Linked DNA regions of Mus musculus: region 2 is linked to region 1. The links are chromatin loops, found by intact Hi-C in ENCODE. Cell type or tissue: left cerebral cortex. All regions are shown on one strand.

Region 1 (8,000 bases):
ATGTCAGTTAAATCACTGAAAATTGGGCATTGGAATTGAAAATTCAAGACTTGTCAAATACCTGGAAAATTTGGTATGGATTGCATGTTGAGATAATTTAATTGGATTAAATAAATTACATTCCAAAATTAACTTCAATTAATTTTTTAATTTTCAGAAATACGTTTTAAAGATTTCTATTTTATCTGTAAGTTCTATGTGTATGTCCAGTGTTCCATATGTGCAGAGTGCAGGAGGTACCCAAGGAGGCTAGAAGACAGCATTAGACCCTCTAGAACTGCAGTCACAATGGTGAGCTGCTGCACGCTGGTGCTGGGGTCTGACGTCCGGTCCTCAGTGAGAGCAGTATGGGCTCCTAACTGCTGAGCCTTTTCTCCAACCTCTCTTTTCTTTAAGAAAGAAAATGTGGTGATGCTGCTGAGACAGCTCACTGGTTAAGAGCACAGACAGCTAAGTATGTTGGTATGCATCTTCAATCCAGCATTTAGAAGGCAGAGATAGGTGGATCACAGTGAATTTGAGATCAGCTAGTCTACTGGCTATGTAGACAGCTCCAGAACTACGCACAGAAACCCTGTATTAAAAAAAGAAGGGGGCTGGAGAGATTGCTCAGAGGTTAAGAGCCCTGACTGCTCTTCCAGAGGTCCTGAGTTCAAATCCCAACAACCACATGGTGGCTCACAGCCATCTGTAATGAGATCCGATGCCGTCTTCCAGTGCATCTGAAGACAGTCACTGTGTGTGTGTGTGTGTGTGTGTGTGTGTGTGTGTGTGTAAATCTTTTTTTAAAAAAGGAAGAAGGACCGGGCGTGGTGGCGCACGCCTTTAATCCCAGCACTCGGGAGGCAGAGGCAGGCAGATTCCTGAGTTCGAGGCCAGCCTGGTCTACAGAGTGAGTTCCAGGACAGCCAGGGCTACACAGAGAAACCCTGTCTCGAAAAAACCAAAAAAAAAAAAAAAAAAAAAAAAAAAAAAAAGGAAGAAGGAAGGAAGGAAGGAAGAAAGGAAGGAAGGAAGAAAGGAAGGCACTCACTCAGTGGTCTTTCAGAGGACCTGAGTTCAGGTCTCAATACTTGTTGGGTGGTTCACAACCACCTTTAACTCCAGCTCCAGAGGATCTGACATCCTCTTCTGGCCTCCAGAGGCAAGCATGAACATGCCCAAAGCCACACAAATACAACTAACAAAGCCTAAAAGTAAAATAATTTTTAAAAGGCATGAGAAACATGGCGCGGCACTGCACATTCGAGATTCCACACTCCGGAGGCCAGAGCGGGAGGCTCTCGACTTTGAAGTCAGTGTTGGCTGTACAGACGGAGGATCTAAGAGGGTTACAAAACTTTAAGTGTTATGTGATGAGAGGCTAAAGAGAAATGTCTCAGCAGTTAAAAGCCCTAGCTGTGCCAGGCATGGTGGCACACGCCTTTAATCCCAGCACTTGGGAGGCAGACGCAGGCGGATTTCTGAGTTCAAGGCCAGCCTGGTCTACAAAGTGAGTTCTAGGACAGCCAGGGCTACCTGTCTTGAAAAACCAAATACACACACACACACACACACACACACACACACACACACACAAAAGCCCTGGCTGCTCTTGTCTTGAGGGGGACCCACTTCTCAGCACTGGGGTACACAGATTCACATGCAGGTAAAAATACTCAGATACAGAAAACAAAATTAAACATTTTCATGTCAGGGTTTCTGTGTAGTCCTGGCTGTCCTGGAACTCACTTTGTAGACCAGGCTGGCCTTGAACTCACTGAGATCTGCCTGCCTCTGTCTTGGAGTCTTGGCTTTAAAGGTGTGGGCCATAACTGTCCAGCTAATAAATACATCTTAAAAAAGAAAAAGAAAGCAGCTGTGTGATGGATCAGGTAGGAAGTAGCTCAGTTTGCAAAGTACTTTTGCTGGGCAAACATGAAGACCAGAATTTGGACCCTCAGAACCCAGGTAGAAAGTCAGGGCTGGCAGTGTATTCCTGAGCCCCAACCCAGAGCTAAGACGCTGGGGCTGTGGATCAGCCAGCCATGTCTTGCCTGTGATCCCCAAGTCATAGTGACAGAGACTCTGTCGTCAAACAAAGGTGGAGACTCCTGAGCAAGGACAGCTGAAGTTGACTCTTGGCTCTGTCTGCATGAAGCTGTCCACACAGGTGACCACAGAGACACACACACAGACACACACCCACACACACACAGGTATACACAGACACACACACAGACACACACACAGACACACACAGACACACACAGACACACACACACACACAGAGACACACACAGACACAGACACACACACAGAGATACACACAGACACACATGCACACAGACACACACACACAGACACACACACAGACACACACACAGACACACACACAGACACAGACACACACACACACACAGACACAGACACACACACAAACACTTGGAGATGGATAGGTAGATGAATGATCGGATAGTTGAGTAGAAGGATAGTGGGTGGACGCCTGTACACGTGCGCACCATGTCCGTGCTATCTACCAACTGTGGGTGTATCAGTGTGTAGACAGACTGTTGAGGGAAACTGCAACATTCTCTCTTAGAATGAGACCTGAGGAGATAGATCTGCTGGGGTAAAGGCTGGAGAGATGCTAGGACAAGGTATCCCTCCAGCCACAGAAGGGAGCCCTGGGGAGGGATGTCACCTTGGGCCTTGAGTGGGGACATCCGGAGACATGCCTATCCCTAGTGACCCACACAGGGGATGGCAGCTCTGACTTAGACCTCAGTATCATTTCTTAACATCTTCTAGTTGAGCCATCAGACCCTTCCCCCAGCACAGTGTTGTGCCACTTTGCTGATGGAGTTCACACGTGGGAAAGGCAGGTCACTGGGTCATGAGGTCATGTATCCAAAGAATCAGGCCACTGTCACCTTCAGAGAGCCCAGCCTTTCCATTAAAATCCAGTAATTGCCAAAAATACCAGGAGAGCTCAGCCTGCGAGAGGCAGGGCTCCCCAGAGGGTGAGGCTGGGGCTCCAATCCTGAGACAGGGAGGAGGAACCTGAATGGGGTGGGGAGGGGGGAGGGTAGGGATGAGTCTGGGTCCTGGATCTGAGGGATGCAGCTGGAGCTCTAGGACCCAGACAGATGAGAATGCACATTTAACACGCCAGTCCTGGAAACGGATGAGAAAAGGGCAAGTTCCGGGAGGGGGAATTCCACTGTCTCCATGAGTACTGTACAGTCCCTTTCGGGAGGAAATGACGACCTCGAATCCACCTGGTGGGGTAAGAGGCGGGCAGTTGACACCCCAAGCTGCCCTCCCCACCTCCTGTCCCTCCTCTAATCAGCCAGTCCATCTTGGGGTGGGTGGGTGGTGTGGCAGAAACCCCACCTGCTCTCCACCCTGATTGCTCCATACCGCTCACACCCAGCCCTGCTTCCCTGAGCATCTAGGCACAGGGCTCAAGGCCACGTTGAAGCCCCACACGTGTCACTACTCAAGAGGGATGGCCTGGCCCACGACTGGTGGACAATGAAAGAGATGCTCAGAACAAGATAACCTGGGTCTGCGAAGGCTGCCTGGCCACAGAGGAAATGGGTAGAGGTGGGCAGGTAGGCAAAGAGCAGGAGCATTAAGGACGCCCAGGGATTAACTGGGAAGTGAGGGTATGAGCCAGAGCATGGGGCCTGGGTCTATCTAGTCTGAGGAAGGAGGTCCAGGGTTTGTGGGTCTAGTCTGAGAGAGGAGGTTTGGGGTTTGGACTCATGAATCTGACCAGGAAAGTCCAGGTCTGGATCCATAAGCCTGAGGGAGAGGAATTTCCTGTGTGCCAGAGATGAGACAAGCTCAGCCTGTTCCAGATGTGGGTGTGGCATTTTCGGGGGGGGGGGAGGGGAAGAGGTGTCTTGGGACAATGATCAAGGTGCTAACTCTCCATCTACTCCGTGGCGCGCAGGAATTGTCTTAGCACCATTCTTGCCTCTCCCTGTCCCAGTCTTCTGCCAAATGCAGGGACCAGCCAAACCAGCCCTGCCAGTTAGGCACCCCCTCCCCATGTCCCCCTTCCCCTGCCCCCTCCCCCTCCCCTTCCTCTCCTTTCCCTGTAGTGTCTCCAGCAAGGCCCAGCCCAAAAGAAAAGAGTGCGTAGGCGACTCAAGTGGGAGAACAGGACGCCCCAACTCCTGGCTCAGCCTTCTGCCTCCTGGGCCACCCATCCCCGCCCCCCTCTGCCTTCAGCACCCCCTTCTTCCTCAGCTCTTGGTTCCCCAAAACCTGTTATACTAAACTTCCACCTCCCTCCTTCTCCCTGTTCACTGTGCACTCAGCACACGCTCCGTGGAGCACCTGCTATGTGCTGGGCTCTGGGCTCTTGGACAGACTGGGAGAAGAAATGTTAATGAATTAGATGATGACCCAGAAAGAACGAGGCAGGAGGATCCCTGCAAATTTCAGGCCACCCTGGGTTACTTGGTAAATTCAATACCAGGCAGAGCTCTGGAGTAGGACTTGGTCTTGAAAGCTCAAAAACTTCCAGCTAGGAGGTGGAGGCAGAAGTTCAATGTTATCCTCTCCTCTATAAAGTTCTAGGCCTGCCTGAGCACATGAGACCCTATTTTAAAACAAAAACCCCACCAGTGAAGCTAAAGAGATGGCTTCACGGTTAAAAGCAGGTATTGCTCTTGCAGAGGAGCCAGGTTCAGTTCCTCGAATCCATGCTCTTAACTGCTCGTGACTCCAGCCCCAAGAGTCTGGCACCCTCTTCTGGCCTCTTGAACACCTGCGCTCATGTGCACATAACCCAACACAAATGCAAGTAAACAACAACAACAGCAACAGCCTAAAAACCTCACTAAATTTAAATTTCTTCTGTTACAGCAGCTACACATTATTTATGCAATGGTGATAAAGAAAGACACCTGAGCTGGGCGTGGTGGCGCACACCTTTAATCCCAGCACTTGGGAGGCAGAGGCAGGAGGATTTCTGAGTTCGAGGCCAGTCTGGTCTACAGAGTTCCAGCACAGCCAGAGCTACACAGAGAAACCCTGTCTCAAAAAAACAAAAACAAAAACAGAAAACAAAAAACAAACAAACAAAAAAAAAGAAAGACACCTGACATCACACAAATTGATATCACATGACTATAGTGGAGGAAGATGTGGGGTGGCTGAGTGGGCTGGTCTGTGCACCTGGACAGTTTTAGGTGGGGACATTTGGGAAAAGGTAACCTTTGGAGTCAGAACATAGACTGTGGCTGACTGGAGACATGATATAGGCATGGGGAAGGGCCAGTGTGGAGGGCCTGTGGTCAGAGGGACCCAGAGACCTGAAGGGAGGTGGGAGTTGGTGTTGCTACGGCCAAGGACAAATGGAGAAGCAGAGCTGTGTGTCAGTTATAAATGACATCCATTTCTCAAATGAAAAAAAAGAAAAGTAAAGATTCTATTTTTGCTGGGTGTCACATGTCTTGTAACGCAGAGGTGGAGGATCCCTGCAAGTTCAAGGCCAACCAGGGCTTCATAGTGAGCTCCTTAATAATAATTTTAAAAAGACATTTTTATTTTTTAAATTAGACATATGTGTGTGTGTGGATATGAGCGCAGGTGCCTTCAGAGGCCAGAAGATGAATTAGATGATTTTGTCGGGTCCCCTGGAACTGGAGTTACAGATCAGTGCAAAACAGGGGTGCTGGGACCAAGCTTGGGACCTCTGCAAGAGCAATACACAATACGTGCTCTTTTTTTTTTTTTTTTAAGACTAGATAATGTTTTCAATACAACTAGCGGTGTACATCTTTTTTTTTTTTAAACAATCTTTTTATTTGATTTTTTAAACATTTTTTAATGTTAAAATTTTTAATTAGGTATTTTCTTCATTTCTATTTCAAATGCTATCCCAAAAGTCCCCCATACCCCCCCCCACTCCTTTACCCACCCACTCCCACTTCTTGGCCCTGGTGTTCCCCTGTACTGAGGCATAGAAAGTTTGCAAGACCAAGGGGCCTCTCTTCCCAATTATTGTCGACTAGGCCATCTTCTGCTACCTATTCAGCTAGAGACACGAGCTCTGGGGGACTGGTTAGTTCATATTGTTGTTCCACCTATAGTGTTGCAGACCCCTTTAGCTCTTTGGGTACTTTCTCTAGCTCCTCCATTGGGGGCCATGTGATCCATCCACTGTGAGTATCTACTTCTGTGTTTGCCAGGCACTGGCATAGCCTCACAAGAGACAGCTATATCAGGGTCCTTTCAGCAAGATCTTGCTGGCATATGCAATGATGTCTGTGTTTGGAGGCTGATTTTGGGATGGATCCCCGGGTATGGCAGTCTCTAGATGGTCCATCCTTTCGTCTCAGCTCCAAACTTTGTCTCTGTAACTCCTTCCATGGGTGTTTTGTTCCCAATTCTAAGAAGGGGCAAGGTGACCACACTTTGGTCTTCGTTCTTTTTGAGTTTCATGTGTTTTGCAACTTGTATGTTGGGTATTCTAAGTTTCTGGGCTAATATCCACTTATCAGTGAGTACATATCATGTGAGTTCTTTTGTGATTGGGTTACCTCACTCAGGATAATGCCCTCCAGGTCCATCCATTTGCCTAGGAATTTCATAAATTCATTCTTTTTAATAGCTGAGTAGTACTCCATTGTGTAAATGTACCACATTTTCTGTATCCATTCCTCTGTTGAGGGACATCTGGGTTCTTTCCAGCTTCTGGCTATTATAAATAAGGCTGCTACGAACATAGTGGAGCATGTGTCCTTCTTACCAGTTGGAACATCTTCTGGATATATGCCCAGAAGAGGCAATACGTGCTCTTATCCACTGAGCCGTCTCCCCAGATCCCGTAATAATAAAACATATTATTAGTGCATCAATGATGCTTGGTGGAGCACACCTGTGATTGGACCACCTGAGAGCCTGAGGCCAGGAGATCTTAAGATCAAGGCCGGCCTGGCTGCCTAACTGGGTCTGAAAAGAGCAAATTGTATGTGGGCCTATAGCTCGTGACTGAAAATACCAAATCATGGGGGGAGGGGGAAATAAGGCAGGTGGAAGACTGAGGGGTTTTCAGAGATGGGGGCATCTACATTTCCAATAAAAACCGAGAGTGGGTGGGGGGTGGGTGGGCAGCACAGCGGTCGCACGCACTCGCTGCTCTGGAGGACCGGAGTTTGGTTCCTAGCATCCACAACCTGGTGTTCCCACCCACCTGTAATTCCAGCTCCAGGATTTCTGACACTCTTCTGACCTCTAGTTGGCACTTATGCACAGGGGCATACCCCCATGCAGATGGACACATAAACAAATAACACAATAATGTCACCAGCTTTTTAGGTGGTGACAAAGGAAGTGGGGCAGAATGGGGTAGAAGGAAGTAGCTCAAGAAGGCAGAGTACCAGGGGGAGACAGGATTGTAAGGCTAAGCCCCACGGCGGGCAGAACAGAGCGCAGCCAACCCCTGCCCAGCCCTTCTCTCTATCTCGGAGAACTACTTTGTCCCGGCAGAGGGAAACTGAAAGTTTGCCTCTGTCCAGGCCAGCACCGTCACAGGGACACATACATACCCAGGAACACCAGCCCAGGGACACCCACCCAGGAACAAGCTCCCTATGATGACAGCATACTTGTTCAGTTCTGGCCAAGAGACCAAGATAGCTACTTATTAACTGCCTGGAAGTTCTCCTGAGCCCCACCCCCACCCCCCAGCTCACAGAGGCAGACATGCCACAAGGGTGCTACCTGCCCATATTTTTGCTGGTGTCAGGCTATTCTAGTCCTCCAATGAGAGCAATGGATAGGGCAAAAACGTTGACTTGTTCCTGACAAATGAGGTTGTTTCTGCTTGGAAAGCCTTTCTGCTCCTAAGGCAGGCTGTACAGTTCGTATTGTCTCTTCAAGACCTGGCCCTTCCCAGAAATGAACATTACATCTTGGCACCTTGAACCGAAGGCTCCTGTGATCCTTAGCATTCAGTGGAAGTAATAAAAAGTCAGGACTGGGCTGTGAGGCACACGCCT
Region 2 (8,000 bases), 230 kb after region 1:
CTAGAAGAGAATCTTTCTTTCTTTCTTTCTTTCTTTCTTTCTTTCTTTCTTTCTTTCTTTCTTTCTTTCTTTCTTTCTTTCTTTCTTTCTTTCTTTCTGGTTTTTCGAGACAGGGTTTCTCTCTATAGCCCTGGCTGTCCTGGAACTCACTTTGTAGATCAGGCTGGCCTTGAACTCAGAAATCCACCTGCCTCTGCCTCCCAAGTGCTAGGATTAAAGGCGTGCGCTACCACGCTCAGCTTGCTAGAGGACAATCTTGAGTGTTGTGTACCTTGTTTTGTGAGACAGTCTCTCACTGGCCTGGAACTCATGAGGCTAGGCTGACGGGGCAGCAAGTCCCATGAGTCCTCCTGTCTCAGTTTCCCCAAAGCGGGGATTGATGTGTGTGCTACTACACCCATCATTTTACATGCATGCCAAGGACTGAACTCAGGTCCTTCTGTTGCAAGGCTCTGTGCCAACTGAGCCATCTCCCCAGTCTATCATTTAGGGCCAATGCTGTTTCTAGACAAGGCAGGACCCAAGAGTGGGAATAACATTAAATCAGGAGTTGAGACGTGGGGGGAATGGGGGACAACATGTCCTACCAATTCTAAAACATGTTCTCTGGCACCTAGCAGTTTGGCTTTGTGGCCCAGCCCTGTTGCCAACAAGCCATACATGTATGTAACCTTGGGCTAATTTCTTAACTTGCAGACCTCAGTTTCTTCATCTGTGAAATGGAGACAATTAGGTCCCATGCTGACTGAATGAACAGAAATGAGTGAAGTGTGCTAGTTGGTATTTCTCACTGCATTTGTGGCCGATGTCACTTCTGGAAGTTTGGTGTTTACCCTCTGGAATACAGAGGCTCCTAGGAGCAAAGCTCTCTGGAGTGTCTTCTGAGCATCTCTGAGCATAGACACTGGCTGCTACTCTAGGGCCACAGGTGTAGTCCTCATTTTCCTTTTCTGTACAAGGGCAGTAGTGGCTGTCCCCACCTCGGAGGGCTCTGGTGTCCTCAAGTGAAATATTGTACAATTAGGGCCGAGAAAATGGCTAAGTTGGTAAAGAGCTTATCTCATAGTGTGAAGACCCAAGCCCCAAACCCTGAACCTAAAAAAGAAGCCAGGCATGGTAGTGCATGCCCATAACTCCAGCCCTGGGAAGGTGGGAACAGCAGGGTCCCTGGAGCTCACTGGCCAGCCAGTCCAGCAGAATCAGGGAGCCTTAGATCCCAATAAAAGACCCTGAAAGCAAGATGGACTACTGCTGAGACTGACAGCTGAGATTCTCCTCCAGCCTCCAACCACATAGGTAAGCACACTGGAACACACATGTACACCTACACACATAAACATGCAGAGAGCCAAGAGTATGATGAGAGACACTGGGGGCCCCAGGCAGTGTCCTCGGCTCCTCCTTTGGGGGGGTGTGTGGCCTGTGTGCAGGACTGCAGTGCCAGGTGGGCCCTCAAGATGGGTATGGTTAAGTACTGCACTCACATCAGTGGGACCCTTGCAGCCTTCTCCTAAAGGGAGCCAGGCACAGAGACTCAGCGATGCCCAGACAATACGTCCTTCTCCTTCACCTGCAGGCTGTCTGGCTCCATCCAGAAGACCCACCAGGGCTCCGTTCCTTTGCAGAAGGTCCTGGTAGGAGCCCATCTCTGCGATGGTCCCATTGGCCAGCACCAGGATCCGGTCAGCCTGGGGCAGGACGTGCAGCGTGTGTGTTACAAGGATCCGAGTCTGGGCAGGGAAGGGCAGAAGTTACGCACGCTGGAGGGTCCCCAGGTCAGGGAGTGGGAATGCCCTTTCCTATGTACCTGCACTTCTTCTGGAGACTACTATATCTGAAGAGAATAGTGGGGGTATTGCAAATTTAGAAGATGTGGGCTTAAGGCCAACCTTTGAGAGCTTCTCATTCTAATGGGGTTATGGGGTCATCTGAGAAACTCACCTTTGGTTCAAAATATAACAAGTGGAAATACATTTAAAAAAAAAATTTTTTTTTGAGTCAGGGTTTCATGTAGCCCAGGCTGGTCTTCAAATCACTCTGTGGCCAAGTGTTCTAACTGCCTTTCTGTTGCTGTGACAAACACGGTGACCAAAAATGCAACGTAAAGGAGGACAGGATTTATTTGGGTTATACTTCCAGGTCACAGTCCATCACCGAGGGGAGTCCAGGCAGGCAGGCCTGCTTCCTATTCCATGTGGTATTACCTCCAACCGGGGCACTCACACCCAGCCCAGGAACTACAGAGGAGACATGAGGGTGTGGCTGGTTGGGTGGCACCCTCAAAGGACCACGCTTAGCTAGCTACATTGTGCAGCCCAGGACCATGTGCCTAGAGACAGTGGTTGTGGTGTCCACAGTGGACTGGGCTCTCCTGCATCAGTTAACAGACATGCCCAAGGGCCATTCTGATCTAGGAGATTCCTCAATCAAGGTCTTCCTCGCAGATGACTAGTCTGCGCTAACTTAACAGTTAAAGCTAGCCAAGCCATCAAGGATAACCTTAAATTTCTGATTATCCTGCCTCTGCCTCCCAACAGGTAGGATTACAGGCATACACCATGGCACTGGTTCATGAATGTGGGGGTGCAACTCAGGGCTCTGTGCATGCAATACTACCACTGAGCCATATACCATCCTGGGAATGCATTACACTTAATACGCCGAGCACCAGGCTCTGCCACAAGGTACTTCTCGGAGCTTGCTTCTTTCTCCTCAAGATGCATAACATATGGAGCCCCAGTTCACAGCCACAACTAGCATTGTGAGAAAGTATTGGGACTCCAGGGAAGGATCAAAATCTATAGATCTTAAAAAATTGAATGTGTACCAATTTTAGACCATCATAAAGTTGAAACATTATGGGTAGTTTAACTACACATTTCCTGAGAAAAATATAAGTGCAAGCCACTGATTTGGGAAACTGTTACACAGCATTGTTGCAGGAAGAGCTGACTGATACAAAGAAGAAAACTGGACTCAAGAAGGGCTGATGAGATGGTCCTTGGCTAGGACAGAACTCTCAGGACTTCCTCAGCTTCACTTACCGTACCCTGGAGCAATCCACTGGGCCCGATGACCTGTTTGAAGACCTGCTGGCTGACGTGGGCATCCAGCGCTGCCAGGGGGTCATCCAGCAAGTAGATGGCAGCCTTTTTGTACACAGCCCGAGCCAAGCTCAGCCGCTGCTTCTGGCCCCCAGAAAGATTCATGCCCTGGGAACAGGAGGGAGACAGGGACTCAGATGCACATCTGCTGGGGACATCAGAATGACCAGGGGGTGGCAGGGCAGTGGTGGAGCACACCTTTAATCCCAGTGCTTGGCAGGCAGAGGCAGGTGGTTCTGTGAGTTCCAGGACAGCCAGGGCTACAGGGTGAAACAATGTCTCAGAAAACAAAAGTAGGACAGCAACACAACAGAATGACATAGGCAAGGGACAACCCTGCTCACTCAGCCAGTGGCAGCTCAAGGTGCCTTGGGTCACCCTTGGCTGGAAACACTGAGCCAGCACCCTTGCTGGCTTGAGCCTGCTCCCTCCCCCTTCCAGCCTCCCTTCCAGAGGCACTGTGTGCACTGTTCTTCATCTCCCCTTCCAGGTTATGACTCCCCCCAGTCTCTGCCCAGTGTTTCTTCCCTCTTCTCCACAGCTGACATGTGCATTGAGGACACCACTTACTCCCCGTCGCCTTACACATCCAGTCCTTATTTTCACCCATCCATTTATTCAGCCAATGCTCACCCATTACTGCTCTACTGGGGTATGCCTGGCTGTAGGGCTCTAGCAGTGAGGAACCCGCTCCCACACTTTCTGACCCTTTCTAATGAGTGTGCACTGGGAAAGGTGCTGAGGGCAGGCCTGCCCTTGAAGGTGACAGTAGGAGGGGGCATATCCCTGTGTGTCCCTCTGGGAAAGAGCATGTATGTAGGCCCTGGACTATGAGTGTGCATGATGGGGTCCTGTAGCTGGAGAGAGGACCAGGGACATATGACCAGAGAGGAAGGAGAGCAAGAAATAGGCTCACATGGAAGCTTTTATGGGGATGGTCAAAACTTTTGCTCTGACTCTGAGGGAAATGGGGAAACCTGAGAGTTCTGGGAAGAGGGACTAGGTGAGGACCTGTTGGCACAGTGCTTTCTACCCCCTAGGCTGGGATCCGTCTAAAGGGAGAAGGAATGGAAACTTAGGGGGCCTGAGCCAGGTGTGGCACACGCTTGTCATCTCAGCACTCAAGAGGCTGAGGCAAAAGGATCAAAAGTTCTAGACCCCAGGAAGGCATGGTGGTACATAATCCCAGCACTCAGGAGGCAGAGGCAGACAGATATCTTTGAGTTAGAGGCCAGCCTGGTCGACATAGCAAGTTCTAGGACAGTCAGGACTATTACACAAAGAGACACTGTCCAAAAAAGAAAAATGGAACCCCCTCCCCAAATGTCCTAGGCCCCATTTCAAACAAAAACAAAGTAGGGGCTGTAGCTCCGAAGTGAAGCAGTTGCTCAGAATCTGCAAAGGGCTGGGTCTGATCCACAGGATGGAGCCTCAGTTCCCTAATTCAGGGCCCAGCCCGCTCTTTCCAGGATGGGTCAGGAAGTAACTCTTGTAAAGTTTGAGGGCCATTTGATGTCTGTCGCAGTTACCCAGCTCTGACATCTGAGAGCAAAAGTAGTCATAGACTGTGAGTCACTGGATAGATGGTTGTGTCCCAATAAAACTTTATTTACAAAAACAAGTAGTGGGCCAGATTTGGTCCTTAGCACATATTTTTTGATTCTGTTGGTTCTATAGCTTCAGATGCCTGTGTCCTGTGTGGGGACCATCTCTGCTCAGATACATTGGTGAGGCCAAGAGAGGGGAAGCAGACTCATTAACATCACCCAGCAGGCACTCCGCTCTCCCTTTGTCTTAGTTTCTCCTCAATAACTGAACAGTGCTGTATGTTTGGCCCTGAACTGGGGTCTCTTTCCCTCCCCCCTTTCTGTCCCTATTCTCCCCCATCTTCCTGCCCTCAGGTCAGGGAGACATAAGATCCCAGGGTCTCCTCACCTGCTCCCCTATTGGGGTGTGAACTCCTGCAGGGAAGCTGGCCACATCAGACCCCAAGGCACAGGCATCTAGAACTTTCTGCAACCAGGGCAGGTCCAGCTCTTGCCTGAAGCACACATTCTCCACCACAGAGGTATTCTGGACCCAGGCCTCCTGAGGCACGTAAGCCACGGAACCCTGAAACACTTCTTACTGTTGGTAGTTCATAGGAGAGTAGGGAAACTGGGTGCTCAGAGGGAGGGAGGCTGAGCCAGTGAATGGAGGGCTCTTGGCTGTGAGGGGAAGACACGCATGCAGCATCTCTGAAAATACACCTTAGCGGCCGGGGCAGGGAGGAATGGGGACGGTCTTACCTCAATGCTCACAGACCCTTCTACCTTCAACAGCTCCCCAAGCAGGGCAGACAGCAGGGAGGACTTCCCAGCCCCCACTGGACCCACAACAGCCAGCAGACAGCCCTGGGGCACGGTGAGGTTGATCCTGACAACACAGGGGAGATGCAGCCCTAAAGGCCCAGCCTGGGTGTGTACAGAAGCAGGCAATTCCAGACACACCCACCCCATCCGGCTACTCAGACCTTGGGGAGACCATTAAGAGAATATACAGGGCCTCTCCTGCCTGATTCGTGTTTGGCTATCTGAACTGCCTTTCTTCTGCCGTCTGAGCACATCAGATGTGCCTGCCACATAAACACTTACGGACATGCCACAGACATTAGTATACACAGTCACGTGCATAGCTAGTATGCAAATGTAAGTACATGTGTGTGTCTACATGTTTGCCACTGTATGCATATCCATGCACACATATACACACGTGCACACACAGAGGGGATCATGGCATGCTAGCTTGGCTGCAGTAGTGTCTTACTCAGGCCTTTGCAATGCATGCCTTGCTGCTCTCCCCACCTCTGCCCCAGTTTACTCCTGCCCATCTTCTGAAGTCAGCCCTTACCCAGAAGCCACAGGGACCTGTGAAAGAGCAAGTCAGGGCTGGGTGTGGTGATGTCCACCTCTAATCCCAGCACTAGGGAGCCAGAGGCAGGTGGATCACTGAGTTTGAAGCCAGCCTGGGCTATAGAATGAGAGTCAGGCCAGCCGAGACTACACAATGAGACCCTGTTTCAAAAAACCAAACCAGTTCATAACCCTTCCAAGCTTCGACAGAGTCAGAAGGAAGTTCTGGTGAGTATGAGTTACACTCAGCCGTGCTCTTAGTGCTCCCGCTTCTGCTTCTGCTTCCGCTCCTTCCTCTATCTTCCTCTTCCTTTTTCTTTTTTCTCTTCCTCTTTCTTCCTCCCTCCCTCCCTCTCTCCCGTCCTTCCTTCCTTCCTTCCTTCCTTCCTTCCTTCCTTCCTTCCTTTTTCTTTCTTTTTTCTTCAAGACAGGGTTTCTCTGTGTAGCCCTGACTGTCCTGGAACTCATTCTGTAGACCAGGCTGGCCTCGAACTCATGAGATCCTCCTGCCTCTGCCTCCCAAGTGTTGGGATTAAAGGCGTGCACCACCACCTTAAGCTTAGTGCTTCTTAAGCATAGCCCAGTGGCTTTCAGCAGGGGTGACTTTGCCTTAGTTGGGTGGGGTCATTTGGCAACATCTAGAGGTGTTTTTGTCCCGTGGCTGATTGGGGATGGAGTTCAGAAGCTCTTCTGCCAAACATTCTACAAGGCCCAGGGCAGCCAGCGGCGAGGACTTCTCAGCCCAGATGGCCACGGGGTGAGACCACAGGGTGAGACTGAGAGAGCCTGAGCCTCCTATGCTTCTGCCTCACAGTGTTTGCTTTTGGTTTCCCTGCTGTTCAAAGAGCCTTCCCCTGACCTCTGTTATACCCTCAGCTGGAATGCCAACCTACCCACATCACCAGCTTTGCCCCTTCCCCAGACTTTCCACTTGTGTCCCATGTCCATCCAATGTTACCCCAAGAGAGCAGAGCCCCAGCGTTCCCTCTGTCCCAGCATCCAGAAAAGAGCCTGTGCACAGCAAGCGAGTGCTCGGTAGCCACCCCTGAGAGTATGGATAGAGTTGGACACACATGGCCAGACTTTCTTTCTCTTTCTGAGGTATCTTGGGGCTGGGTGGCAATTGAAACTGATACAAGAGGCACAGAAGGAGGTCACAGCTGGTGAGGTTGGGCCTCAAGACTCCTCTTGGTCAGGTGGGAAACAGAGGTGTGTCTCCTGCATGATGGGGGATGCTCTGTGGGGTACCCTATGCCCCCTCTATAGGGCTGCGGCATGCAAGAACCCTTGCCTCCATGCACAGAACCCTGGCCTGGCCTGGCCTAGCCTATCCTCCAGGTCCAGGTAGGACAGTTTCTCATAAGCCAAGAGAATCTCTGTGGGGTTTCATACCCGTGCAGGCAGGGTGGGCTCTCCTGGGACCAAGCGAAGGTGCCATTGTGTACAGAAATTCGATCCTTCGAGGCTACAGGACACAGGAAGACAGTTACAGGGCTGGTACTAACTGCCCTCCCGGCATCCCAGTGCTCAGTGTTCAAGGCCTCGAAGGCTCCATCAACAAAACATCTTTTCAGCCAGAAGCTTTACAAGGCCCTGGCCCTGCTATCTACTTACTTGACAGCAATCCTACAACAATGACATTGTAATTCAGGGACAAGTGGCCTCATCCAGGGGTTCAAATCCTACCTGCTGCCTTTTTTTTTTTAAATAAATAAGGTTTGAACGAGGTGTTGTGGCTCATGCCTGTAATCCTGGCACCTGGGAGGTTGAGACAGGAGGGTGATGAGTTGGAGGCTAGCCTGGGCTACAGAGTAAATGTGATGCCAGCTTGGGCTATATATGAAGATCATCAATAAAGGTATTTATTTATGTATTTAAGTAAATAAATAAGTAATCTCAGTGTGATGGTTTGTGCCTGTAATCTCAGTATTTGGATGGTGGAGGCAGAAAGATCATGAGTTCAAGTCCAACCTTAGCCTCGTAATAAGTTCAAGGCCAGTCTGGT

The links. Peaks named below come from ENCODE experiments on the same cell type or tissue, not always from the same donor. Only the 100,000 strongest peaks of a DNase experiment are listed, where the experiment ranks them.
Region 2: a loop joins it to region 1, with 2.5 times the contacts of the local background. A loop is called at or near these places in 2 of 42 quality-filtered maps.

What each region holds. Positions count from the first base shown.
Region 1 is chr7:45,762,960-45,770,959 of GRCm38, forward strand. It overlaps Gm39009 (a long non-coding RNA gene), which reads left to right and starts at 2,394. Exons shown (of 2, transcript XR_882070.1): 1 at 2,394-3,268. In left cerebral cortex, a CTCF peak has its summit at 4,767 (motif pointing left); no DNase peak of the experiment used is centred here.
Region 2 is chr7:45,993,611-46,001,610 of GRCm38, forward strand. It overlaps Abcc6 (ATP-binding cassette, sub-family C (CFTR/MRP), member 6), which reads right to left. Exons shown (of 31, transcript NM_018795.2): 15 at 7,388-7,460; 16 at 5,393-5,519; 17 at 5,040-5,216; 18 at 3,045-3,212; 19 at 1,571-1,730. Among named protein-coding and RNA genes, the nearest start is that of Gm45983, 26 kb to the left of the region's middle. In left cerebral cortex, no CTCF peak of the experiment used is centred here; no DNase peak of the experiment used is centred here.